2 separate regions of the Homo sapiens genome follow, and region 2 is linked to region 1. Evidence: chromatin loops called from intact Hi-C (ENCODE). Cell type or tissue: Caco-2. All regions are shown on one strand. Links, peaks and the distances in the headings refer to the core of each region. The heading gives the core; the rest is flanking DNA. Region 1 overlaps ABCB4 (ATP binding cassette subfamily B member 4). Region 2 overlaps TP53TG1 (TP53 target 1).

Region 1 (9,408 bases), core at 1,166-9,165:
CTTATATTACATTACAAGTTTGCCCTCAGCAGACATTCATTACCAAGGACAAGAGACCTCAGTTTACTGCAGAACATAAGAGTAACTTAAATTCAACAGGTTGGGAACTGGGAAAGTACAGTCCAATAGCATTCTCTTTTCTGTTGTTACTCTTTATAGAATATCAAGTAACTTCTCTGATCTTTTCCTACTTAATTGATGAACTATTTGAAAGAACATAATATTTTGCATTCTAACGTTGTAGACCTGGCCAAAATAAACTAGTCAAACTCTCTAATTGTACTTTTCTACCCAGTTAGACTTCTCTGTAATTTCTTTTGTCTCTTTAACCCAGTGGGCACCACATAGGCCTTTCGAATATAATACAATCCATCAAGTCAGCAAAATAGTGTTTCCTAGTCATGCCAGCATGCTTCTCTTTTATTATTGTTGAACCAATGGCAAAGTAAACCAAGTTTTTTATTTAGAAATCATTGCCCTACTAGACACAACTCAATGATTTGATCCAGCCCCAGTCCCTGGCATGCTAGGGAGTGCAGCTAGAAAATGTGTTTCAGGGGCCGCAGGAACAGTGGGCTGATGCATAGAACCTGTAGCAATCCGCCAGCAAATGGAGGGGGAGGGCAGTCTGGTCCTGGACAAGGAACACCTGGGGCCGATTCACTGGGTGCACTGATCATCTATCCCCCTGGCTTAGTAAACAGTTCTGATGTGCACTCCCCCGTGTGCCCTCGGCACGGCTACCCCAACACTCACACTGTGGCTGGAGACTCACACGTCCCAGAAGTAAGCCCACTTCTGGATATCTGGACTCCTCTCCAGTTTGGATGTGGTAATTAGAAAGTAGGAAATTGTCCCAAAGAGGCTGGGGAAGGAAGAGTACCCTGATTGTTCCCCAATCTGAGTGCAGGTGGAGCTGTGACCAGGAACCAGCATACTCATTTGGATCTTGTTTCTAAGGTCATCCTTCCTTTACACTGCATGAGCCAAAATGAATTCGTGTGTAGGACTTTGTTACTTCTGTATTTAACTGGTTTATTGGAAGTAGTAGGAACACACTGAATTTTGTAGTTAAACACAGTATCTTTGTCACTGAGATGTTGTCCTTCAAAGTTTTGAAAAATAAACCTATTTAGAATGGTTTAGAAGCCAGAACTGGACACCTTTAAGATTTTTGGCCTTTGATTGTAATGCATACTGATGATTTTGCAGTACATGAATTTGACGTGGGGGCTTTGAATTCGTATTTGGTCCTGGACTTTTGTTATTTAAATAGTTAACATACAAATAATGTAAAATCAATGTGAATATAGGCACCTGTGTCAGAATACTAGCAACTGTTACCCACACAACGGGCAGGTTTGGTCACTTGGTGGGTTTCAACCCAATGACCACATCAAGGAGGATTTAGCAAAGGAATTTTATAACTTGTCACAAGTGAGAAGCTCACAGAGCTTAGTTCCCAAAGCAGTATCTCCCCAAGCTGGAGGCTGGGTCAGGTTTTATAAGCGTATGGTAATGAAGTGTGATCTGATTGGATCTTGCAATGAAGTGATGCCGGGAAGCACCATCTGACTGGATCCTGCCATGGGGTGGTGTCAGAGCTCAATCTGATTGAATCCTGCATCCTGCCATGTGGTGTCTGCTTCTTAATTCAGTCCCTGATTCTTGTTTCGGAGCACTTAGGTTCCTGCTATGGTTGCATGCTTGATTCATCTGGGGCTGCTCAGGTTATTAACATGACTTGAGGATCCGTGGCAACTGTAAAACAACTCATAACTTTGCTACATAAAAGTTGAACATGATTGGTCTGGTGCAATTACATACATAAAGATCAAAAGAGACCATAGCCTTTTTTCTCAACCAGGGTTTCACGTTTGGGAAAGCTGGCGAGATCCTCACCAGAAGACTGCGGTCAATGGCTTTTAAAGCAATGCTAAGACAGGTAGGAGTGTGCGCTGGAGAATGCCTTCTGATCTTTCACATTTCTTCCATATTAAGCTTCTTACTGTTCTTATTGTTATGTCGATATGCATGTTTTCCCCCCAGGGTATTCACGCAAGGATGGGGCAGAGTCCTGCAAATTGTCCTGGTCCTTCAAGAGCTAAAGACTTCTCATGTTTTTTTTGTTTTTTTTTTGTTTTTGTTTTTTTTCATAGAAATAGGCTTTATTTGGGTAGCTTTGGCTTATTCTGTAAATATCTCTCTCCATGTAGACACTATCATTTCGAAGACCTGTATCTCTTTTCTGGATCCTGTGCAGGCCCTGGTGAGTCCATTGAGACTCCAGGATGTCTTTAAACCAAGAAAAACCTAGTTGATAGCATTTAATCTCATGTACCACAATCTACCATACTAACTGTAGGTATCCTCAAATGTTAATAATTGAGTTTTGTTTATTTCTTATTTGAGGTCTATTTTCACATTAATTCACTTGTTTGTTTATTCAAACATTACTTATCATGTACCAGACACTGTGCTGGTGGCTGGTACTGTATAATCCATTATTTGCTCTCCTCGTAAGTTCACATTCTAGTGCCTGACATAGGAAAATATGCAAACATGAATTATCTATTTTTATAGAAAATGCCTAAGAGAGGGCCAGAATATTATCCATTCAATTGACAGGAACTGATTACATTTCTGTTCACAAATGGGCACATAGTAGGTAGTATATTCTGATTAAATCTGTCTACAAATCCTATTTCAGTATCTCCTAAACTCTTGCTATGCAGGAAAAATTATTTTATGTGAAGGTAAAAGATGCCATGGATGAGTAGCTTACAATTAAAATTAAGTCTCAGACATGCTTCTTTTTTTATCCCTGTGGCTAACTGGAGATCAGACACACTTTCAATCAGTGTTTAACAAAAAATCAAACAAAAGCTTGGTGAGAAACCAGTGCTTATTTTCTCCTGCCTAGAATCTATCAGAACAACATGTCCAAGACAGCTCCACCACCCTTTATGAGAGACAACACCATATCAGGGCAGAAGTGTCCATAGTGAAAGACCTGATGATTGGGTGAATGGAATGCCTACCAGCCTCCCAGCCTTGGGAGGAGCTGGCAAGGAGCATGGCAGCCATCTGGGTGAGCCCTGCCCCCCTAGACCAGAGATGCCCTCCCTGCTACCACAGAGCAGTCAGGAAGCTGGGTTCTGCTAGATTCTGGGGGTGTGTGCTCAGAGCAAGGCCAGGGACTCTACACTGCATATGAGGTCTCCCCTAAATTTCCTCAGCATTGGAGCTTTGGGAGGCTTTGTCTGGTTTTCTTTGCTTGTTTTAATTTTGAACTAACATAAACGTGTATTTTATGCCATAGGACATGAGCTGGTTTGATGACCATAAAAACAGTACTGGTGCACTTTCTACAAGACTTGCCACAGATGCTGCCCAAGTCCAAGGAGTAGGTAGACTGCACTCTACTTGTAGTTTTTTACATAACATGGTTTTAGATAAGCATGTAGCATACCCACACTTGTTAAGATGCTTCCAGCTAGAAATAGCAGAAAGCTCAAATCAAAACTGCTGTAAACAATAAGCAGAAGATTAAACTTCAAGGTTGATTGACCCACTGCCCCCTCCAGATTTAATCCAGAATCCAGGTTCCCTCATTGGCTTTGGCTTTATCCCAAGGCTGATTCCCTGCAGTCACAGGATGGCTGCTAATAGTAATTAGAACTACAGGCTTCCTTATTTCCCATCCAGTGAAAGAGAGCACACACCTCTACCTCAACCACCAAACAAAAACCCTTTGCTGAAATCTAATTTGGGCTAATTTGGGTCACATGCCCCACCCTGAACCACTGTCTCCAGGGGATGGTGGTGTTCTGAGTGGCCTACGTCCCCCACCCCTTTAGCTGAGGTGGGTTACTTTGCAGCTCACTGCTTCCACACAACAGGAGAAGGAGGAATGGATGCAGAGAGCTGACTGCAATGTTGCTACAGCCACCTTTGTTTTCTGAGTGGTACAACACTAATTCATCCTTATATGTGCTTTGTGGTGGATGTCTCTTAGGACACGTACCCTTTGTAACAACAGATGGTCTCTTTCCCTTTTACACTTTTGAATTAAATGGTCTTTAAAATTACCCAGGTACATTGGAGTTAGTTTCCTCTTTGAACATTGCATCTATGAAAAAATACATGCACCCCCAGTGCCCATCCACAAAGCAGAGAAGTTGATTACTTGGTTCTAGAATGTTGGTTCAGGTGGGCAGGAGAGGAATGAGAGTGTAAAGGCACAATGAAGAAATGTCTGCAGAGCCTCATGAGTTAAGCACAGGTGTTGTGGGTTTATTGTAATGAAAGTAAGCCAATGTAGCTCAGGCATAGAACCCACTCATCATTCTGACCAAGAGGCTAAGGCTGGAGCGCATGCATTTGGAGCTTAAAACTACAGTTGCTTTGTGCTTTTTCTCTCCCAGGCCACAGGAACCAGGTTGGCTTTAATTGCACAGAATATAGCTAACCTTGGAACTGGTATTATCATATCATTTATCTACGGTTGGCAGTTAACCCTATTGCTATTAGCAGTTGTTCCAATTATTGCTGTGTCAGGAATTGTTGAAATGAAATTGTTGGCTGGAAATGCCAAAAGAGATAAAAAAGAACTGGAAGCTGCTGGAAAGGTAGGTCAAATAAGATTTCAATTGGTGTTAAGTGTTGTTTTTAGACATGTGTTTTATTTGAATTATTTATCATGATATGCAGGCTTTAATAATTAAATGTTTGTGCCCACTACAACTAATAATTGTCAATTGTGTATGAAATATTTTACTGTATTAATGTCTAGAACTTAAATATAAGGTGATTAACATAAAACGTTGAGCCTATAGAAAGCACTTAACATAGTTATGATAAAGAACTTCTGAATATTCAAAGTGCATTTCATTTTACTTCATGTCCAAATGCTACTGTTTGGACAAATGTCATCCCTGTTTCACAAACCTTCATGCAGAAGACTGTAAGTGAATTGTTCAGGGTCGGACATGTGCTGGCATTTAAGAGATCCTCTTCTTTTTGGCTGTGATTTCTATAATTAAGATGGCAGCCACCAGATGGCAGTAATGCCTCAATTTTGTGGTTCTCACTATAATGGCAATTGGGCTTAACATTTACTTGAGCCTTACTACGTGCCAGTTATTGTGCTACATATTTATATGCACCAATTTATTACATCTTCACAATAATCCTATAAGGCAGGCACTATTGTTATCCCAATTTCAGAAATACAGAACCTGAGATTCAAACAGAAGTTAGAGATTTGGCTGGGATTTAAGTTCAGGTCTAGTTTCAAAGCTCTTACCTCTACTATATGGTCTCTTTATATGTGTTTAAGTGTCTAAATCTACACATAAACATTTTATTTACAAGTACATGCACTGAAATGTTCACATGTAGATTATAACCATGAACATTCTTAGTCTTATTTATGTAATTATTATCCTTTATTGAAACATGAGGAAGTGAAGCAGATAATAAATATAAATTGTGATATAGGTTTTATAGCATTGCACTTTACAAAGCCCTTTTACAAGCATTACTGCAACTGACCTTAACTAGTTATGAGAAGTGGAACAGACAGTATCTCTATAGGGAAGAAGGCGTCAGAGACTGGGTGAGTGACTAGCTTCAGAGGCACCATATTAAGAGGGAAGATTAACATTCGGACTAACCATGTTTCCACTAAACCAATTATGTCTGGTGAAATCCTTTCTTGTCCTCTTGTAATCAGCATCAGCTGCCGCTGCATGCAGCGTTAGGTATAATAGTATCTCCAGGTTTCCATCAGAATTCACTCTCCTCATTTTCACGCTGCATCCTCTCCAAGACTTGGAGCTTGCTAGGACAATATGTGGTTCCCAGGACTTGGGAACCCCTGGGTGTCTAGAGTTCTTGAAGATTCTCTTGGCTGCTGGCTGTGGGTACTTTAGGGCATCATTTCCTTGACTTCTGAGTGTCTCAACTAACTGCTGAAGAAACACTGTGTAGCTCTGTTTCCTCCCCTGCCCCTCAATCCTGCTTCTTTCCACATTTCATATGGGAGAATGGTCAGTTGGATGGAATGAAAATAAACTTTTCTTAGACAAGTTACATGATAGAAAACATCTTGAATCTAGTTAATAGTCTTAGCTCCATTAATTGTTAGAATTTTGTCAGAGTAGAGCAGGTAGAATTGAGCAGTATTGAAACAAAACAAAATCTTGGGTTATTAGCTTTGGTCTTGCTATTCACAGTGTGTGAGGCTGGAGAAGATCCCCAACTTCTCTAGTCCTCATGTCCTACCTTAGTAAAATGAGAAATTGTACCAGATACTGCCCCAAGTTCCTTCCAGCTAAAACCCTGTTATTCTAAGCATCAGAGATTGAATAACTCAGACTGGCCAGTTTAAATTTTTTTAGTAGCTACTTTAACCTAATAGGGTTATGAAATATGAAAGATTAAATATGAAATATGAAAGATTTTAAATATGAAAGATTAAAAATGTTTTAAATGTTAATATCAGCAGTTCAATCATAGTTTAATATTGTTTACTCAGTCAGCACTTGCTTAAGAGTCGGAAAGAAGGTTCTAGAAAAACCCCAAATCACTATTTAAAAAGAAACACTCTCATTTACCTGGGTACAGTTTCATCATCATTAAAGTACAACAGGGTTTGAGGTATTCCCATCCCAATTTTCCAAAAAGGGCTTGGTAGTGAGGGTGTTGGTTACTGGGCAGGGAGTGGGGAGGGAAGACTGCCTCATAACCATCTTGACCCAGGGCTTGTCTGGTCACTGAGATTAAGGGCCCTCTGTGCCACAGCTAACCCGTAAGGGAGTTGATCCATGACTAGAATGTCAAGAGGAGTGTCAAGTCATTACTGGTTTCTCCTTGTGTAAATTACACAGCAGGGGTAGCAGAATAGCATTATGGCTTAGGAACATGGACTCCACATCAGATAGTCTCAGTTGGAATTCTTGCTTTGCTACTTATTAACTTTAGAACTTAAGGCAATTCAGTTAACTTCTCTGTGCCTCGGTTCTCTCATCTGTGTAAATAGGAATACTATTTCCCTTTCAAGGTTGTGAGGCTAAATGAGATCATATTGGTGAATGAGGTAATACTTGGACATAGTAAAAGCTCAGTAATTTTTCTCTATTCTTGTAATTGCTATCTGTTATATCTTTATTACAAATGAAAAATCTATGGTTATTCAGTCTCAAGCATCACATATCTTCCTTTCAGCTCATTGCAGAAGCTAAGAACTGAGGTAAAAAAAAAAGTCTTAAAGCTGTTAAAAACCTAAAATTAAGATCTTATGCTCCATGTGCTGTTGGTTTAGATGACTCAACTACAGAACTAAGATTTAGACTAAATAGCTAAGTCACAGACAATCAACATTTGTCAAGGGTGGTTTGGCTGTAAGAATCAGAGAACTGCTCTGGCTGGTTTGGGTAAAAGCGATTTGATATAAGGACACTCCAAAGTGCAAGAAATACAGGCAGTTTGTGTGTAACTGGCTCTTACAGCCACAGGCTCTAATATCTGAGTCTTCCTATACATCTATTCCATTCCTCGGATGCTGTATATTCAGACCAGCTTCTTACACATACCCAATGTGACATCAGCCTCTGAAGCCCCAGGGCCTCACGGTTCAAACTTGTGTCCAGGGCCAGGAAACCAAATCTGATTGACCCAGATTAGTCAGATGTCTGACTCTGATTTAATCACGGATTTAAAGCATGCTCATGTTGTTGACAATTGGGATCTCCTTCCCATTGTGGGTGGACAGCTTTTATAAGAAGTTATACTCAGGGAGGAAATAATTGGCAGCTCCAATAGGCCCTTAGAAATCACAGCCTAATCCTTTCTTTTAGGACTCTGCCTTGTGAAGAAAGCCAGGCCACAAAGGGGTTGTGACTAAGGCCAGTCATGTAACTGCCTGGTGGCAGGCTGGGAATAGAACCAGGCCCTTGGTTCCCAGGCCACAGTTCTTGCCCTTAGCTGATCAGCCTTCCTGAGCATACAAAGACTTGCCTACCATACTTAGCACAGCCAGAAGTACCAGTTTTGTCATAAAGCTAGTCTTGAACAGATTATGCCTTTGGTTTTTAATTTAAAGGAAATTAAAGCCTATCAACGTAACCTTCAGGATACTTTTGACAGAGCCCTAGGGCTTATTTTTCATTATTTCAGAAGTGAAAACACCACTTCTAATGAAGGTCTATTCTGTGTTACAGATTGCAACAGAGGCAATAGAAAATATTAGGACAGTTGTGTCTTTGACCCAGGAAAGAAAATTTGAATCAATGTATGTTGAAAAATTGTATGGACCTTACAGGTAATGAACCATATGATTCCTGCTAAGAACCTAGTGCTTTCCTAAGGCTGAATTATTGTCCCAAAAAGATAATAAAAGCTCTGCTGCTCCAAACAATGATATGACTATAAGGGTGGCCTTTTTTCAACAATTCTGTCACTGAAAATAAGTAGCTTTTTGATGTGACTAGGACACAGAATTATATTTTTTACATCTTATGCAAACAACAAGAATAGGTCTCCAAGACGTAAAAGATATAGAGAATTGCACAGTCTTTGGTTATCAGTGCAGGCAACATAAATAACCTATCTGGGTGACTTAAGACAAACATTCCTTTAAGGAATTGCTCAAACCTTTCTTTGCAGTGTGTAGACTGAACCAAAAGTGAGACTTGCTATTGGGTATGTTCCAGAGGAAAGTATTTCATTTGTTCTCTGAATGAGGACCAGATCCAACCTACTCTGAAGATAAAGAAACACAGACTATTTCAGTGGTTTATAGTTGAGCAATTCAAGAAACTCCTAATGGCACCATTTGCCACTCATTTCCACTGCAGCCTGATTTTATAAATGAGTATGTTTTAACACAAAGTTGAACACAACTTAGATTACAATTTTGCAGACTGGAACAGTAGTTTTGAACACTTGCAAATTTGAACAGATATCTTTGAAAGTCTCAATTTATGCCATCTCCTCAGTTATGCACACTTCATATGATACTAAATAACATGCAGCTACACCTTTGTGTCCATTTGTTGTTTGACATAAAACATGTATGCACCATTAATGATGACCTGTTTTTAACTTCAAGGAGGGTTAAGGAAGAATAGAAAGGTGAAGCTAATTATGAACTTGGTTATAATTTAAAGATTCAATAGCTTCACAGAATGCTCAAGTTTTGTAACACCATGTTCACAGCACATAAGTTAAACCATCCAAATTAGTAATACTTTGAATTTTTCCTTTTGCCAAAAACACCCTCATATTTGAGAGTAACTCAATTATAGTTCTTTTGGAGGATTCAGAAGCCAATAAAGTATAGCATGAAGTCAAATTAGAAACTGTACAAAATAAATTATATACAGGGGCGGCTGGCAGGATCTA
Region 2 (16,167 bases), core at 4,205-12,204, 86 kb after region 1:
AGGATATTTTTATTTCTTTATACTCTCCTGCATTTTCCAATGGCCTAACATGAATAATAATAATTTTATATAAATATATATGTATCTATGTATACATATAATTGTATGTTTGTGAATATGTATATCCATATATCTAATGGACCTCAGGATATCATAAATTTCTGCATCCTGCCTTCAAAAGTGTTATGTGCCATTATCTCTATAAGAGGTCAATCATCAGAAGCCCAGTAATATTAAATGACTTATCAGGAATTATTTAAGCAGGAAGTGATGGAAGAGAGATCAGAACCAAGATTTATCTAACTACTAGTCTTGTACTTTTCCTGTTTAAATGCAAATGACAGGTGGAATTTGGGACTACCCTTTCCTCCAGCATTATAGATGTGTGCTGCTTACTTTAGGTTAAAACTAGCATTCCAGAACCTAAAGTGTGTAATCCAAGTTTGTGTGTTTGTGTGTCTACTGTCCTTAGTCAATTTAAACATTTTTATCTTTTTTTGTATACCGAAGAATGTCTTACAGAGTAAAATGCTTATATTAGACTCAGTAATAACACCTTAAAGAAAACTATAACAAAAAAACATTAGCAGTGGTTGCTTCTGGGTTATTGGGTAATATTTGTCTTCTCATTTACACTTTCGTATGTTTTTTCTTATTTTCTATAATGACTACTTCATAGTTTACCAAGTCATCAAAATTGATTTATTTATAAAAAGGATATTGATATTTCTGAGTTCATGCTTTTTTCTTTTCCTTTAAGTAAGGAAAAAGTTTTATTCAACAAAGCCAAATATATATATTTATGGTAAATATTTAACATTATATAGTGTTGCTTTTAAAAAAATTCTATCACAGACTCCTTTAATAATCTGTTGGAAGTTATGAAACCTTTCCTTAGAAAAATACAAATATATGTAAAGCCACAAAATGTTTTGAAGAATTTCTGGAGGTTCACAGACCCCTGAAGCTCATTCATTTAAACCTCCAGTATTGCTGAAAGGATGGGCTATGATTTTTATCAGAATACTTGGGATGTTTGTATTAAATGCAGATTTCCAGCATTGCCCCTGACTGCCTGAATTGGATGGGAGGAGTGGGGCCCAGGAATCTGCCCCCTTAATAAGATAGTCCTTCCCTACCCTCTAAGCAAATGGAATGCAAAGCAAGTGAGAAAATCTCAGGACCTACATGTCTAGAGAGCTCGTATTAAGAATCCTAAGTAAGAATAACACAAACTAAAATAATAGAGAATGTCCAGTGCCAGTCCTTGAAATTAGGATTCTGAGCAGGAGTTTGTTAGGTAGAGAATGGGAAAAGGGTGTGTCCAGCTGAGGAAAGGGCAGAGTTGAACAGGTGGAAGCATGGGCACAGTAGGAAGTATGGACTAATAACAAGTTGCCTGGGAACCAGAAATAATTAAATAAAGGCAGCTGGAAAGGTTCATGCTTAATCGCAGTCCTACAGGAATGGCATATAATAGTCATGAGGCCAAAAATAGTGATGCCAGACTCAGGTTTGTATTGTCTTGGGAAAATAATACTTAAAGCAGTCTCAGTAACATGTAGCTCTGTTAAGTTTCTCATTGTGAGAGTGGAATGGGATCCCATGGACAAGTATAGAAATAGTATTTACCTGGAGAAAAGATAGAGGCACTCATGAGAACTTTGGACTATTCCAGAATTATAAAATGTTAAAAATAGAAGAGACTTTATTTATTATCTCTTTCAACTTTCTCAATTAAAAAAGTAAAATTCTTTGGAGTTTATCAAATCTTGTTTATTACTATTTGAGTTGTTAATTCTGTAAAGTTGTTAATTCTGTAACAATACAGCCACCAAAAAGAACAAGATCATGTCCAAGATCATGTCCTTTGCAGGGACATGGATAGAGCTGGAGGCCATTATCCTTAGCAAACTAACACAGGAACAGAAAACCAAATACTGCATGTTCTCACTTATAAGTGGGAGCTAAATGATGAGAACATATGGACACATAGAGGGGAACAACACATACTGGGACCTTTTGGAGAATGGCGGGGGGTGGCAGGGGGAGGATCAGGAATAATAACTAATGATATTAGGCTTAATACCTGTGTGATGAAATAATCTCTACAACAAACCCACATGACACAAGTTTACCCATGTAACATACCTGAACATGTACCCCTGAACTTAAAATAAAAGCATAAAAAAGTTACTATAATGCATATTTCCTTATTTTATGGTTGAAATGGCAAATAATGATGTGATTTCCCTCCAGGTCACACACTGGCAGAGCTGAGTTTGGAAACAGTTTTATTACTTAATTGCTTCTTTTCAAAAACATTTTAGAGGCAGGGCCTTGCTCTGTCACCAGGCTAGAATGCAGTGGCACAAACATAGCTCACTGCAGCCTTGAACTTCTGGCTCAAGTGATCCTCTCACCTCAGCCTCTTGAGTAGCTAGGACTATAGGCATGTGCCACCATACCTAGTTAATTTAAAAAAAAATTGTAGAGACGTGGTCTACGTCATCCACACTGTTCTTGAATCCCTAGACTTAAGCAATCCTCCCACCTCAGCCTCCCAAGGAGCTGAGATTACTGGCATGAGCCACTATGTCTGGCTAGATTACTTCTTAAATTACACAATGCCCAACCCAGAACAGCAATAATTGTGTGTTTGTACATTGTACTATGTATCCATAAGCAATCTTTGTTCAGATGTATGACAGTGAGAATGAGCGTTGGGAAAGCTATAACAACAGGCGGAAGCCTAGTACCTGGCACCAGGAACCAGATAAACACCATGGTAGTGCTTTGGAACACCGAAATTTGGTAGCTCCTGAGGAAAAAAGGAGTAATAGTATACAGAACCATAAGTGTTTTCAGAAAATATGAAATCAATGAGTTGTATCATATTTGTGGTAAGTGAAACCTAGACTTTGGAAATGACATTCAGGCATTAGGAATATTAGTAGTTCTAGATAAATGTCACAAGCCCATAAGCAAGTGAAAGTTTTTGTCCTGGTTAAATACCCTAATATAGTACATTTTAATTTTCCTGTTTGTTCACCCATTCAACAATAATTACTGTTGCCATCATGGTACTAAGTGCAGGAAATAAATTAAGAGAATAAGACTGATATGCTTTCTAGTCTCATGGAACTCACAGGCTAGACAGGGAGATAGCCATTAAAAATTGAAATACACTAATTTAAAATCAAAATGTTTAACATGCTCTTCCATCTATTTCAAGGACACTTCCCACCATCTCCACCTGGCAACACTTATTTATCCTTCAGATCTCAGCTTATATATTATCTCTTTAGTCTTCCTTTACCACCAAATATAAATTAATATTTTATTTCACCTAACAAACATTTTTAAATGACTTTTACCCAAAAGAAAGGCAATAACCAATGCTGGCAAGGATGTGGAGAAAATGGAACTCTTGTACCTTGTTTGTGGGAATGTCAATTAGTACAGCCACAATGGAGAATAGTATGGAGGTTCCTCAAATTAAAAACAGAAATACCATATGATCCAGCAATCTCACTGCTAGGTATATACTCAAAAGAAAGGAAATCAGTATATCAAAGAGATGTCTGCATCCAATGTTTATTGCAGCACTATTCACAATAGCTAAGATTTGGAAGCAACTTAAATTGCTTCCTAAGTGCCCATCAACAGATGAATGGATTGAAAAATGTGGTACACAATGAAGTACTATTTAGCCATAAAAAAGAATAGGATCCCATCATCTGCAACAACACGGATGGAATTGGAATTGGAGGTCATTATGTTAAGGGAAATAAGCCTGGCACAGAAAGACAAACTTCCCATATTTTCACTTATTCATGGGAGCTGAAAATTATAACAGTTGAACTTATGGAGATAGAAAGTAGAAGGATGGTTATCAGAGGCAGGTAAGGGTAGTAGGGGTGAGGGAGTAGTGGGGATGGTTAATGGGTACAAACACAGATAGGATGAATAATATCTAGTATTTGATAACACAACAAGGTTACTACAGTCAACAAATAATATATCGTACATTAAAAAATAAGAGTATAATTGGAATGTTTGTAACACAAAAAAATGATAAATGCTTGAGGTGATGGATACCCCAGTTACCCCGATGTAATTTTTAGGCGTTGAATGCCTGTATCAAAATTTCTCATGTATGCTATAAATTATATGCACCTACCCACAAAAATTAAAAATAAAAAAATACGTACACAGTGGGAAAATATATATTTTCTAATGATATATAAAATAAGACAGGGGTCTCCAACCCCAAAGCCATGGACCAGTATCTGTCCATGGCCCATTAGGACCTTGGCCACACTGCAGGAGGTAAGCAGTGGAGCAAGTATTACTGCCTGAGCTCTGCCTCGTGGCAGAACAGTGGTTGTTTTAGATTCTTACAGGAGTGCAAACCCTATTGTGAACTGTGCATGCAAGGGGTCTAGGTTGTGCACTCCTTATGAGAGAGAATCTAATGCCTGATGATCTGAGGTGGAGCAGTTTCATCCTGAAACCATCCTCCCCAGCCCCGACCCATGGAAAAATTGTCTTCCACGAAACCAGTTCTTGGTTCCCACAAGGTTGAGGACCACTGAAATAAGGCTCTAATATCTAGAATATATGAAAAGAAACTCTTACAAATCAACAGCAAAAATACAAATAACCTGATTATAAAAATTGGCAAAGGACTTGAAAAGACATTTCTCTAAAGAAGATAGACAAATGTCCAACAAGCAGATGACAGATGAGCAATGTCATTTGTCACTAAGGGACTGCAAATCCAAACCACAATGAGATACTGCTTCATACCTAGGATGGGTATTAGAAAAAGTAAAGTAAGTGTTAGAGAGGATGGTCTAGTTATAGATGTGAAGAAATTGGAATCCTTATATATTGCTGGTGGGAAGTAAAATGGTGCAGCTTCTATGGAAAAAATGGGCAATTCCTCAAAATGTTAATGTAGAATGTATGGCCCAGCAATTCCACTCCTAGGTCTGTACACTCAAGGAATTCAACAGGCACTCATACAAATACTTGTACAGAAATATCCACTGCAGTACTAGTCACAATAGGCAACAGGTAGAAACAACCCAAATGACCATAAACAGATAGATAAACAAATTTTGGTATATCCATACAATGGAACATTATTGAGTCACAAAAGGGAGCAAAGTATTGATACATGCTACAACACGCATTTACCTTGTAAATAATACAATAAGTAAAAGAAGCCAAACTCAAAAAGTCACATTGTAAGATTCCATTTCTATGAAACATCTAAAGTAAGTAAATCCATAGGAACAGAAAACTGAGAGGAGGGTGGAATGGTGAGTGACTGCTAATGAGTATGCCGTTTCTTTCTGGATTAATTAAAATATTCCAGAATTAGATATTAGTGACTATTGGCCAAATTTGTGAATATATTTTTAAAACTACTGAATGTATAACCAAGAGGGTAAATGCTATGATGTGTAAATTATATCTTAATTTCATAATGAAAAAATATTAAATATAGGCATCTGCAAAATTTTTGTTTCTGTTTCTCACAACATTCTTATTTTTTAGTTTTAAAAATACAAGATAAAATAATTTCAAATTTAAACGGGCTAATTTCCAAACCCATATTTATAAACAATCTGAATTTATAGAAGGATGCAATTTCAACAGTAAATTTAATTTTATGGAAAAGAGAAAACTTTTAGGAGAATAAAAGGATGTTCAAAAAATAGAAAAAAAGCAGCCTACATATCTTAAAGAAAAAAGATAAGCCACATTTTACAGATTTTGAATCTGTAAAATACAGGTTTTGAATATTCTTGATTCGAGAGTTAACTAATTAATAAAAATTTTTTTGTTAATTTTTTTTGAGACAGTCTTGTTCTATTGCCCAGGCTCAAGTGCAGTGGCACCACATACCTCACTGTAGCCTCAAACTCCGTGGCCCCACCTGGGACCATACATATGCAAAACCACACACAGCTAATTTTATAAATTCATTTTTTTTTAAACTTGCTTGCAGGACAAAATAAAAATTTTAAAAATATATTTTTTGTAGAAACCAGGTTTCCCTATGTTGCCCAGGCTTGTCTCAAACTCCTGGGCCCAAGTGATCCTCCTGCCTCAGCTTCCCAGTGCTGGGATTACAGGTGTGAGCCACAGTGCCTGGCCTTAACAGAAATTTCTAAAACATCAAAAGATGCTTCTAAAACCAGTCATTCATGAGCAGTTTTGCTGAACCTTTAGAATCCATGTTGGAACAAATTTTCATTTCAAAAGGAAGTTTAAATATAGAAGCAGCCAAGTCATTTTACCAAATATTCGTCTGAAAGAGTATAGAAATCCTATTTCTAGGGAAGCAGAATACTGAACTTAAATAAACATTTGTGTTCCAAAGGGCAGTCATAACTTAATGATTCTCCTTAAATGATTAACAAGAACATTTAATTTAAAGTCAACCTGTTTACAACAGAGCCTTGAAATACATGGTTTTTTTTAACAGAACAGGGAAAAAATGTTCACATAAATACTAACCTGAGCTGCTATTACTGTCTGGCGATAGAACAGAATTCAAATGAGTTACCATTGGTAGCCTAGTGAATTATGTGAGAGAAAAAGTCCTCCCACATCTCCTGAAGAAGGGGAGCTTCAACAAACTTCACTAATTTGAATGAGAAAGACTAGAGAGATTTGTATCATTTATCTCCGTATATAACATTAATAGAAAAACACTAGCAACATATAGTCAGTTACTTGAAATAGCCTATTTCTGTAACCATCCAACAGGTTCTTTCTGCCCACCGCACAAACAAAATCAACTCACAGAGACCATGGCATTACAGTAAAGAAGGACTTTGATGCTGGCGATGCCACGTCAGAGACAGAGTTATTACTCAAATCAATCTCATTCAAGGCTTTTAGGTGAGGGCTTTTCAAAGGTAGTTTGGTGAGCAGGGGGCTAGGGTATAGGGAGTGCTGATTAGTTGGGTTGGAGATGAAATCATAGGGAGCAGAAGCTGTCCTTTTGCTCTGTGTCCCTTCTGAGTGGGGCCACAGGAGTAGTTGGCTGATCCAGGTGGAGCCACTTGTCGATAGACTTGCCAAAAATCCTGGAAAAAAAATCTCAAAAGGCCAAACTTAGGTTCTACAATAGTGATGTTCTCTGCAGGAATAATTGGGGAAGTTGCATATTTTGTGACCTCCAGAATAATGGCTGGTTTATGTCTACACCTTAGCAGAATTCAGGCACCTCTGTCCTCCTAGTCTGGTGTTCTCTCATTAGCTTTAAGGCAGTTGCATTTTGGAGAAGGGCTATTATCATTTAAACTATAAACTGAATGTCTCTCAAAGTTATCTTGACCTAAGCCCAGTAATAATTAAGGGCAGCTAAAAGTAAGTTGGGGGTTGGTTAAATCAGATCTCTTTCACTGCCATAATTTTCTCACTGCTATAATTTTTGCAAAAGTGGTTCATTTTGACTTTCATCTAATTATTGAGCCTTATATCATAAATATATTAAACATTAGTGATTTCTGACAGCATGATGATCATCAACATCTTGGTCCTCAAATATCAGTGAGACTAAATAATGCTTCAATCCTGTTGGTGTCACTGAGATTGAAGAAAGGAAGAAACCAGTCAGACAGGCAGTTAGGGGGGGTCCTTGGTTGAATTCTTTCACACAAAAGAACAGCCTGCAGGCTCAGATAAGGGAACTTACACAGGGGGGGCTTGCCTAAGACGTGCCCACAGCTGCACAGATAAGAAAGGCTAAACAGGTGACTTGCCCAGACAAGCCCACAATGGAAAATTCCATCCCCTAACACAGGCACAGTAAGGGGAACAAAGCAATATGGAGTAACTCAAGCTAAGGGCCCGCATGTGCACTAGGAGGACAGGGTGGAGCTACCAGAAATTCATGCCTTATGCAGATGAGATGTCCAGCTATCATCAGTTTCTTATAAAAGCCTTTGCATTCAACTGTAAAAACAGCAACCCTCTTCCAGGCCCCCTCTTGGTGGTGGAGAGCTTTCTTCTTTTGCTTATTAAACTTTTGCTCCAACCTCACCCTTTGTGTCCATGCTCGTTAATTCTCTTGATCCTGAGACAAAGAGTTCTGGGTGATACCTCACAGTGAGAGACTTCTACATTGTGGTGCATTGGCAAGACTAACATTTTGGTGCATTGGCTGGGAAAGGAAAGATCAGAAGAATGAGTAGGAGTGGACCTCCAACTCTACTTTCATTTCTGAGGCTTTTCACCCCATTTTAAAAAGTTAAACAAAACACTGGGCCCCTGTCAGCCAGTTAAAAGCTTTTAGAGTGGCTGCCAGCCTTACAAGACTCAGGGGACAGGCTTGCTTTAGAGGACTTTGTCAATCCCCGATTGCCCTCATGTGGTGGGAATGTTGGCTCTGTTCCAATCCAGTTTCCTTTCACAGAGGACCTAGCCATCTATGGGACTGGAAGTGAGAGACAGGACTAGCTGGATTTCCTAGGCCGACTAAGAATTCCTAAGTGTAGCTGGGGAAGGTGACCACACCCACCTTTAAACGTGGGTCTTGTAACTCAGCTCACACCCAACCAATCAGGTAGTAAAGAGAGCTCACTAAAATACCAATTAGGCTAAAAGCAGGAGGTAAAGAAATAATCAAATCATCTACCACCTGAGAGCATAGGGGAAAGGACAATGATCAGGATATAAACCCAGACATTCAAGCTGGATTGGGCAACCCCCTTTACATCCCCTCCCGTTGTATCAGAGCTCTCTCTGTTTTCACTCTATTAAATCTTGCAACTGCACATTCTTCTCGTCCGTGTTTGTTCCAGCTCAAGCTAAGCTATTGCTCACCGTCACAGGCTAGCCGCTGACTTCCACCCCTCTGGATCCAGCAGGGTGTCTGCTGCACTTCTGATCCAGTGAGACGCCCATTGCCACTCCCAACTGGGCTAGAGGCTCGCCATTGTTCCTGCACGGCTAAGTGCCCAGGTTTGTCCTAACACTAGTCGCTGGGTTCCATAGTTCTCTTCCGTGATCCATGGCTTCTAATAGAGCTATAACACTCACCACATGGCCCAAGGTTCCATTCTTTGGAATCTATGAGGCCAAGAACCCCAGGACAGAGAACAAAAGGCTTGCCACCATCTTGGGAGTGCCCCCCTCCATCTTGGGAGCGCCCCCCTCCATCTTGGGAGCTGCCCACCACCATCTTGGGAGCTCTAAGAACAAAGACCCCCCAAGTAACAGAAGGAGACCCTGGGGCAACTGAAGACATCTGGTTGGGGCTACACCTCGGTGTTACCTGAAGACCCCTGGATTAACTCTGGCCCCCAACAGCCCATCAGGGTATCGGCATCAGGACTTCCAGACTTTTCTATCGCATTTCCTTCCTTTCTTTTCATGGCTATCATATCTGCTATCCCTTCTTCGCATGCTGTGTTAAGGGACTTTTTAAAGCCTGGGGAGATAATCTTGTTGGGTAAAGTTAGCAAGTGCCTTAGTAACCAGGAATGTAACTCAAAAAAATTGCTGCTTCTGTGATTTCCTTGAGATGGGGGAATTTCAATATTTCAGTCTAGACTTTCACCTATTAAAGGCTTTCTTTTCCCCTAATAATAAGCATTCATGGCACTGTGTGGGAGGATATTTTACCCTGAGTGAATACCCTCCTCTCCATTTGGGTTGTTTTTTCTCAGTGTAAGAGCTCAGAACCGTCCAGTGAGTTTAAGCAGTTCCTTTATAAGACAAGTTAAGTTTTTCTTGCTAGGAGGCATATTATGGGGACAGCCTATTAAGCCCCAAACCTCTCTTTCTAACCTCTGCTTGGAAAGTCAGTTTTTCCCTAACATTTCAAACCCTACGGCACCACCTAGTGGGATGGGATTTTTCTCTGTGGGGAGCCTTGTCAGCCCTTTGCCCCGAAACTCTAGTTCCCTGATTCCTTTCCCTCTTACATCCCTCTCCCAGTAATCAGTCCCTATGGCCTATTTGTAATCAGAATAACTCCCCTTTCAGCAGCCAGGAGAAAGCTACTCTAGCAAGACAGATTTTAGCCTCAGTGCTAAAATCATCAGAGGGAGGATGGCCAGTCAATTCTTATGTTATTTTGAGGCATCTATTCTGCATCCAGCTATATTGGCATCTAAGTGAGAAAGGGATCTTATGTTTAGAAGTCAATTGGTCCCATTCTTTAGGAATTTATAACTTTGCCTGGGTGGTAGTAAGAGGATGTAAGGGATAGATTTAAGACACTCCCCCCTTTAAAGGGCCTTGCCCAAATTCAACTACCATACAGTCTCTTCTGAGCCCCTGGGGTACCCCCGGAGCCTTATGGGCCAACTGGATCTAGGAAATTAGCAGGGCAGAGAGCTAGGGTATCACACAGGTAAACATGGCTACTCCTGCTGACTAGCTCCTCCAGATCCATGGGTGAAGGTCATGCTTGCATCCATGCATGGCACCTATGATGGTTGCCAGGACCCAGAGGAGACAGGAGGGAAGAGGAGAATGGGGATGTCCTTTTTGTCTTTCTCGCCACTCTGGGTCACTCCGAAAGGAGGAAGGAGACTTCTTCTCCCCTCTTTCCTAGATAGGTAACAACCCATCTTCAAGCCTGCACTCCCCTTGAGTGCAGCCTGGATCTTCTTTAAACCTTAGACCCTACAGTTCACTCTGGGAAAGCCCCAACATCACTCACATATAGAGGCCTTCCAGGATTTATCCCAAGTATTTAAAGTCTCCTGGAAGGATGTGATGTACTCTTAAATCAAACCCTAACTGCTGCTGAGAAACAGGCAGCCCTACAGGTAGCAGAGAAATTCAGAGACAAACAGCTTGTCTCCTATAGCCAGTCAAAAAGGAAAGCCAGTCAAAAAGGGAAAGGTTGAGAAAGAGACAGAATCCCCATTCCTAGTAGGAAGAGAGGCAGTGTCTCTTAAACAACCTAATTGAGACCCCAGTGATACCTTAGATGAGTGCAAATTAAAACATTTTCAAATGTGCATATTAGAGGGCTTAGGGAGGACCAGAGCCAAGCCTCTTAATTACTCCAAACTTTCCATGATAGATCAATAACTAGATGAAAATCCCTTAGCCTTTTTGGAAAGGCTGAGAGAGTCTTTAGTGAAACACACCTCCCTGTCTCCTGATTCAATTGAGGGAAAAGGTAGAGAGAGGGGTATCTTAGAATGGAATGCAGGCTTGGGACTCCATAAGCTTGCAGTTCAATCTAGCCTGGTAAACTGGTCAGTTACAAGCTTTGCTGCAGGACTCCATCTTGTTTTACATTTTGACCTATAACCACATGGCAGTACTTTGTTTTAGACTCTGCCATTTTACAATGGCAGCCCAGGTTCAATCCTGGCTTGGGGAATGAATACTTGCAAGTTAATAGCTGTGTGACTTTTGCCATTTGCTCATTCTCTTCCCCTCCATGAACAACTTCTAGCTCCTTTCTTAAATCTTCCTTCTCTGAGTTTCCTTTAAAGGTTCTAGATTTTGTAAAAGTGTAACCACACAATGGGTTCACCCTGCCCGCTGCCTAGACAGAGCTGATTTATCAGGATGGGGAAATTGCAGTGGAGAGGGGGTGATTCATGTGGGACTGGCTGTGCAGGAGATGGAGTTCTGTTATTGCTTGGGTCTCTCTCCCTGAGAATTTGTGGAGCAGAGTTTTTGAGGATGGCTGGTTGATAGAGGGAGGCCAGTGAGCTGGGAGTGCTGATAGGTCAAATCAGAGATAAAATCACAGGGAGTTGAGGCTACCTTCTTGTGCTGAGTCAGTTCCTGGTTTGGGGTCACAAGATCAGATGAGCCAGTTTATCATTCTGAGTGGTGCCAGCTGATCCATCAAGTGCAGGGTCTGCAGAATATCTGAAATGCTGATCTTAGGAGCAGTTTAGGGAGGGTCAGAATCTGTGGCCTCTAGCTACATGACTCCTAACCCATAGTTTCTAATCTTGTGGCTGGTTTCTTGGTTCTACAAAAGCATTCTGGTCCCCCAGGCAAGAAGGAGGTTTGTTTTGGGAAAGGGCTATTATTGTTTTTGTTTTGGACTATAAACTATAAGTTCCTCCCAGAGTTGGTTCAGCCTATGCCCAGGAATGAACAAGGACAGCTGGGAGGCTAGACGCAAGATGGAGTTGGTTAGGTCAGATTTCTTTTACTATCTCAGTTACAATTTTGCAATGGTGGTTTCAAAAGCTGCTTACCACCCCTTTGAAAGTACCTTGTACACTCATGGTTAAATCATAACCTTAATTGAGGCTTCTTGATTTCACCTGTTAGGTTACTTTTGGTAAAGTTCAAAAACCAGAAATGTTAATTATTTGATGTGGCTAAAATTAGGTAACATGAGATTTAAAAGGATTTTCTTAAAGAGTGCTTAGCTTAATTAAAACTGGATATCCAATCTACAAGTATATGTACAAGGCCTTTATGTTTTTCTCTTCTTGGATCTTGTTTTTCTGGAACAGGTTTTTTTCTCAGTCAACTGAATTCTTTTTCTCCACTTTGTTTTGCCACTCTTAATGCATGCATGAGAGGCCCTAAGATAATTTCTGATGGCCTGGGACTCCTTGGGAAAAAAATGAAAAGGCACCACAGGTTCCATTTTGGGAGAAACCTCCATTTTCCTCATGAAACCGCAGGAATTAGAGGCAGGTAGATCCCTCTCAAAATCTGTTTTTGTCCTCCAGCATACCTGTTTATTAGACCCTAGAAACTGCATGCTTTCCTAGCCCTGCTCTTAAACAGCACCACCCAGAGGCCAATAATTCAATTAGGAGATTGATGAACAAAAATATCTGATAAATACTGGATCTGCTTCTGTTTGCTTGTGTAGTTATATATGTATTGTGTGTGATGCCTATAAAAAGAGCTCTAATTGATTGGCTTAAAGAAAAATAAGTGCTTAAATCAAATTTTTTAAAGGAAATATAAAAGCTGTAATGCCTTTTAGTTCACATAACTTTAATCTTTAAGAAATAAAAATAGTTTTAAAAATAATTGGTAAAATGCAGATGTCAAAATGTAAATAGGTGGCCTAAATCATGTAAGTCAGATACTAGGTTTGCTAAATGTTTCAAGGTTGTAAACTGCCTGCTTTACAAGTTGGTAAGGCCTGGGTACATACAAGATTAACCCCACCCCTAACTATGCTGGAAAAAGTCAGACCTTATCTGGGCCTAGTACATAATTAAAACAATGTACCAGTTTTACATTAAAGTTAAAAATTGCCAAGAGTTACCATTATAACATGTAAATGAGACTACGAAAAATAGATTTACATGAAAGGTGTGTAAGAACAGTAAAATGTGTTTGTGGTAAAAGATTGTAAAAAGATATAGAAATGTAAATCTTGCCTAGGGATAAAGGATTGTTTTAAAACCAATGTAAGAGTAAAATTTGGCTTTCTCTCCCTTGCACAAGATTTTCATGTAATAGTGAAGGATAATGAAAATTTTTTATTTGCCTTGCAGATAAACTGCCAGGGAGAAGAATGAGAAGACAGGAGACAAACTGTTTGGAAAGCTAAATCTTCCCTCTTAATGAATAAAGGTTTTTGCCTTGTCTTAAAGTTTCTGAGTCCTAATTTTGGCAAAATAAATAACTTATGGTAATCTGGAATTGTATTTTGTAATATTAAGTGTTTTGAACCTCTAACATTTACTTCCCAAAATCAAACTTCAGTTTCAAAATTGTCTCTCTTGACCCCTAGCTTTTGGATGCTACAGAAGGCCCCTGAAGCATCCAGAAGAGAGGTAAACAGGATTATTTAACATGTTTAGGTACATGGGATTGGCCAAATGGTGTTTAATGATCTTCAGGTTATATTTTAGTGAATAATATTAATATATTTTCCAAAATTGTATGGGATTTCTAAAATTCTAATGTCTGAGTATATGCTAGAAATCATAATTAAGGTTATTATGTTAAGTTATTGTAAAACACAGAAATAATAAAATTTGTCAGTCATGTTCTTGACTAACTACCTTGGACATTTCACCATTCAAAATCGTCTTGTTTTAATCCTCTTTAAAGGATGGTTTATAATCAGCTATAGGACTTTGACACATGCTCTCAAATGCAAGTTTCTGATAACTTTGGAGATTATGACATTGGAATAAAGGAAAAATGTACAGGACTCATGAAGAGCTAAAATATTCATGAATATCAAGCAAAACAAGAGTTAACAAAATGGACTTTTTAACCTTTTTGCTTAAAATGTTGCTGATCCTTATTTTGTTTTTCAGAGTCAAGGAAACTTATTTTAAGCTATTTATAGCCTCTAATAATTATGTAAGGTATACTTCTGTAAATAAAATTCAGAGCATATTTATTTGTTTCTCTCTGGTTCCTCTAGAACTTGGAAAGTATTTGTGAGTATTCTTAACTCATGGCAATATAATTATTTGCATCAGCACAATGAGAATCATTTTCTTTTACAAGAGGACACAATTGGAGAAACTGGTTGTTTTCTCAAGGTTTTGACTAAAGGCTGTGCTTCCCTTTAAGGAATCGAGCTTGACTTGCAGAGCCAATAAAAGCCCCTTGGGAAAACTGCCTCATACTTTGTCTACACAGCCCCCGAACAGGGTTCCTAACCTGTGGTGAGTAAAGAATATCACTTTCTACAGGCCCAGGAACACCATGTTCTTAGGACCTCAAGGAGAGAGGAATTCACCCAACTCATAGGTATTTGAGGGTACAAACCCATGGCTGGGCTCAGCTTTAAAAAGTTCTGAGATTCCTGTGGAACAGTTTCATCAAAGATAATATAAAAACCTATGTAAAAATAATTATTCTTGCTGTGCTTTGTACAAATAATCAGGCCAAGTATAAAACTAAAGTTGATTTTGCAAACAACTCAGTCCTATCATGATTTGTTTTTTTAACAAAAATGAGTAGAGACAGAAAAATTATGTTTCAAAACATATCATATGCTTGTCATTAATTCTAATCTCATTGATTGTTTTTAAGTTTTTGCCTACATTTTAAACTAATCCTGCTTATTCCTATAAGCCAACCAGCAATCTCTGGCTGCAGCTCAGAAAGTGCAAAAAGGGATGGGTGATGTACAAATCTGAATATTCTAGTTCTTGGCAATTATCCTACAAATCCTGTCAGGTGATGGGAGTAAATAGGGTACCCATAACCCAGAGGTTTCTTTGGGAAAATAAAACCAAGGAAGTTAACCAAAGCCAAGCCCCTTGCACTCAAATCTTAGTGGGCATAACTGTGGCCACCAGTTATCTGTACATGTCAGCAGCCTTGGGATTTTTAAGCTGTGCTTATCCCCTGCTTGTTTCCTCTAATAACCCAAATTGTTTCTTCTTGCCTAAAGACTATCAAACTCCAAATGGTAATGCAAATGAAACAATACATGGATATGCCTTTCTTCCAGGAATCCTTAGACCAGCCCCAGGAGAAACCCTAGCTGCTGTTCCCCATGCAGTGCCCCTTTCCAGTAGGAAGTAGCTAGAAGAATCATCACCCCATTCCCCCTAAGACCAGTTAGGGTCTCCACCCTTGAGGAGGGAAATAAGACAGGAGAAAGGAAGAAAGAGGTCAGGGAGGCAGTTAAAGTGGGTCATTGGTTGAATTCTTTCAAACAAAAGAACAGCCTGAAGGCACATATAAGGGAACTTGCACAGGGCGGCTTGCCTAAGACATGGCCACAGCCACACAGATAAGAAAGGCTTCACAGGTGACTTGTCCAGACATGCTCAGCAAAGTTCTGCCCCCCTCACACATACTTTGGGGAACAAAGCAATTTGGAGTACCTCAAGCTAAGGGCCCACATGTACACTAGGAGGACAGGGTGGAGCTAGCAGAAATTCATGCTTTATGCAGATGAAATGCCCAGCTATCCTCTTTTATAAAAGCTTTTGCATTCAACTGTAAAAATGGCAACTCTCTTCCAGGCCCCTTCTCAGTGGTGGAGAGCTTTCTTCTTTGCTTATTAAACTTTATTAAACTTTTGCTCCAACCTCACCCTTTGTGTCCATGCTTCTTAATTTTCTTAGTCCTGAGACAAAGAGCTCTGGGTGATACCTCAAAATGAGAGATTGCTACATTGTGGTGCACTGGCAAGACTGTAACATCCCTTAAAGGCAAAAAGAAAAAAAAATAAAGAAAAGAATGCAATTTTTCAAGAGAAGCAGTAAG

The links. Peaks named below come from ENCODE experiments on the same cell type or tissue, not always from the same donor. Only the 100,000 strongest peaks of a DNase experiment are listed, where the experiment ranks them.
Region 2: a loop joins it to region 1, with 6 times the contacts of the local background. A loop is called at or near these places in 13 of 110 quality-filtered maps.

The regions. Positions count from the first base shown.
Region 1 is chr7:87,412,535-87,421,942 of GRCh38, reverse strand. It overlaps ABCB4 (ATP binding cassette subfamily B member 4), which reads left to right. Exons shown (of 28, transcript NM_000443.4): 19 at 1,868-1,945; 20 at 3,323-3,406; 21 at 4,428-4,631; 22 at 8,226-8,326. Among named protein-coding and RNA genes, the nearest start is that of ABCB4, 58 kb to the left of the region's middle. In Caco-2, for the core only: a CTCF peak has its summit at 5,071 (motif pointing right); a DNase peak (open chromatin) is centred at 5,042.
Region 2 is chr7:87,322,756-87,338,922 of GRCh38, reverse strand. It overlaps TP53TG1 (TP53 target 1), which reads left to right. Exons shown (of 3, transcript NR_015381.1): 3 at 13,479-13,576. Among named protein-coding and RNA genes, the nearest start is that of TP53TG1, 15 kb to the left of the region's middle. RefSeq lists an enhancer at 7,944-9,143. In Caco-2, for the core only: no CTCF peak of the experiment used is centred there; a DNase peak (open chromatin) is centred at 7,742.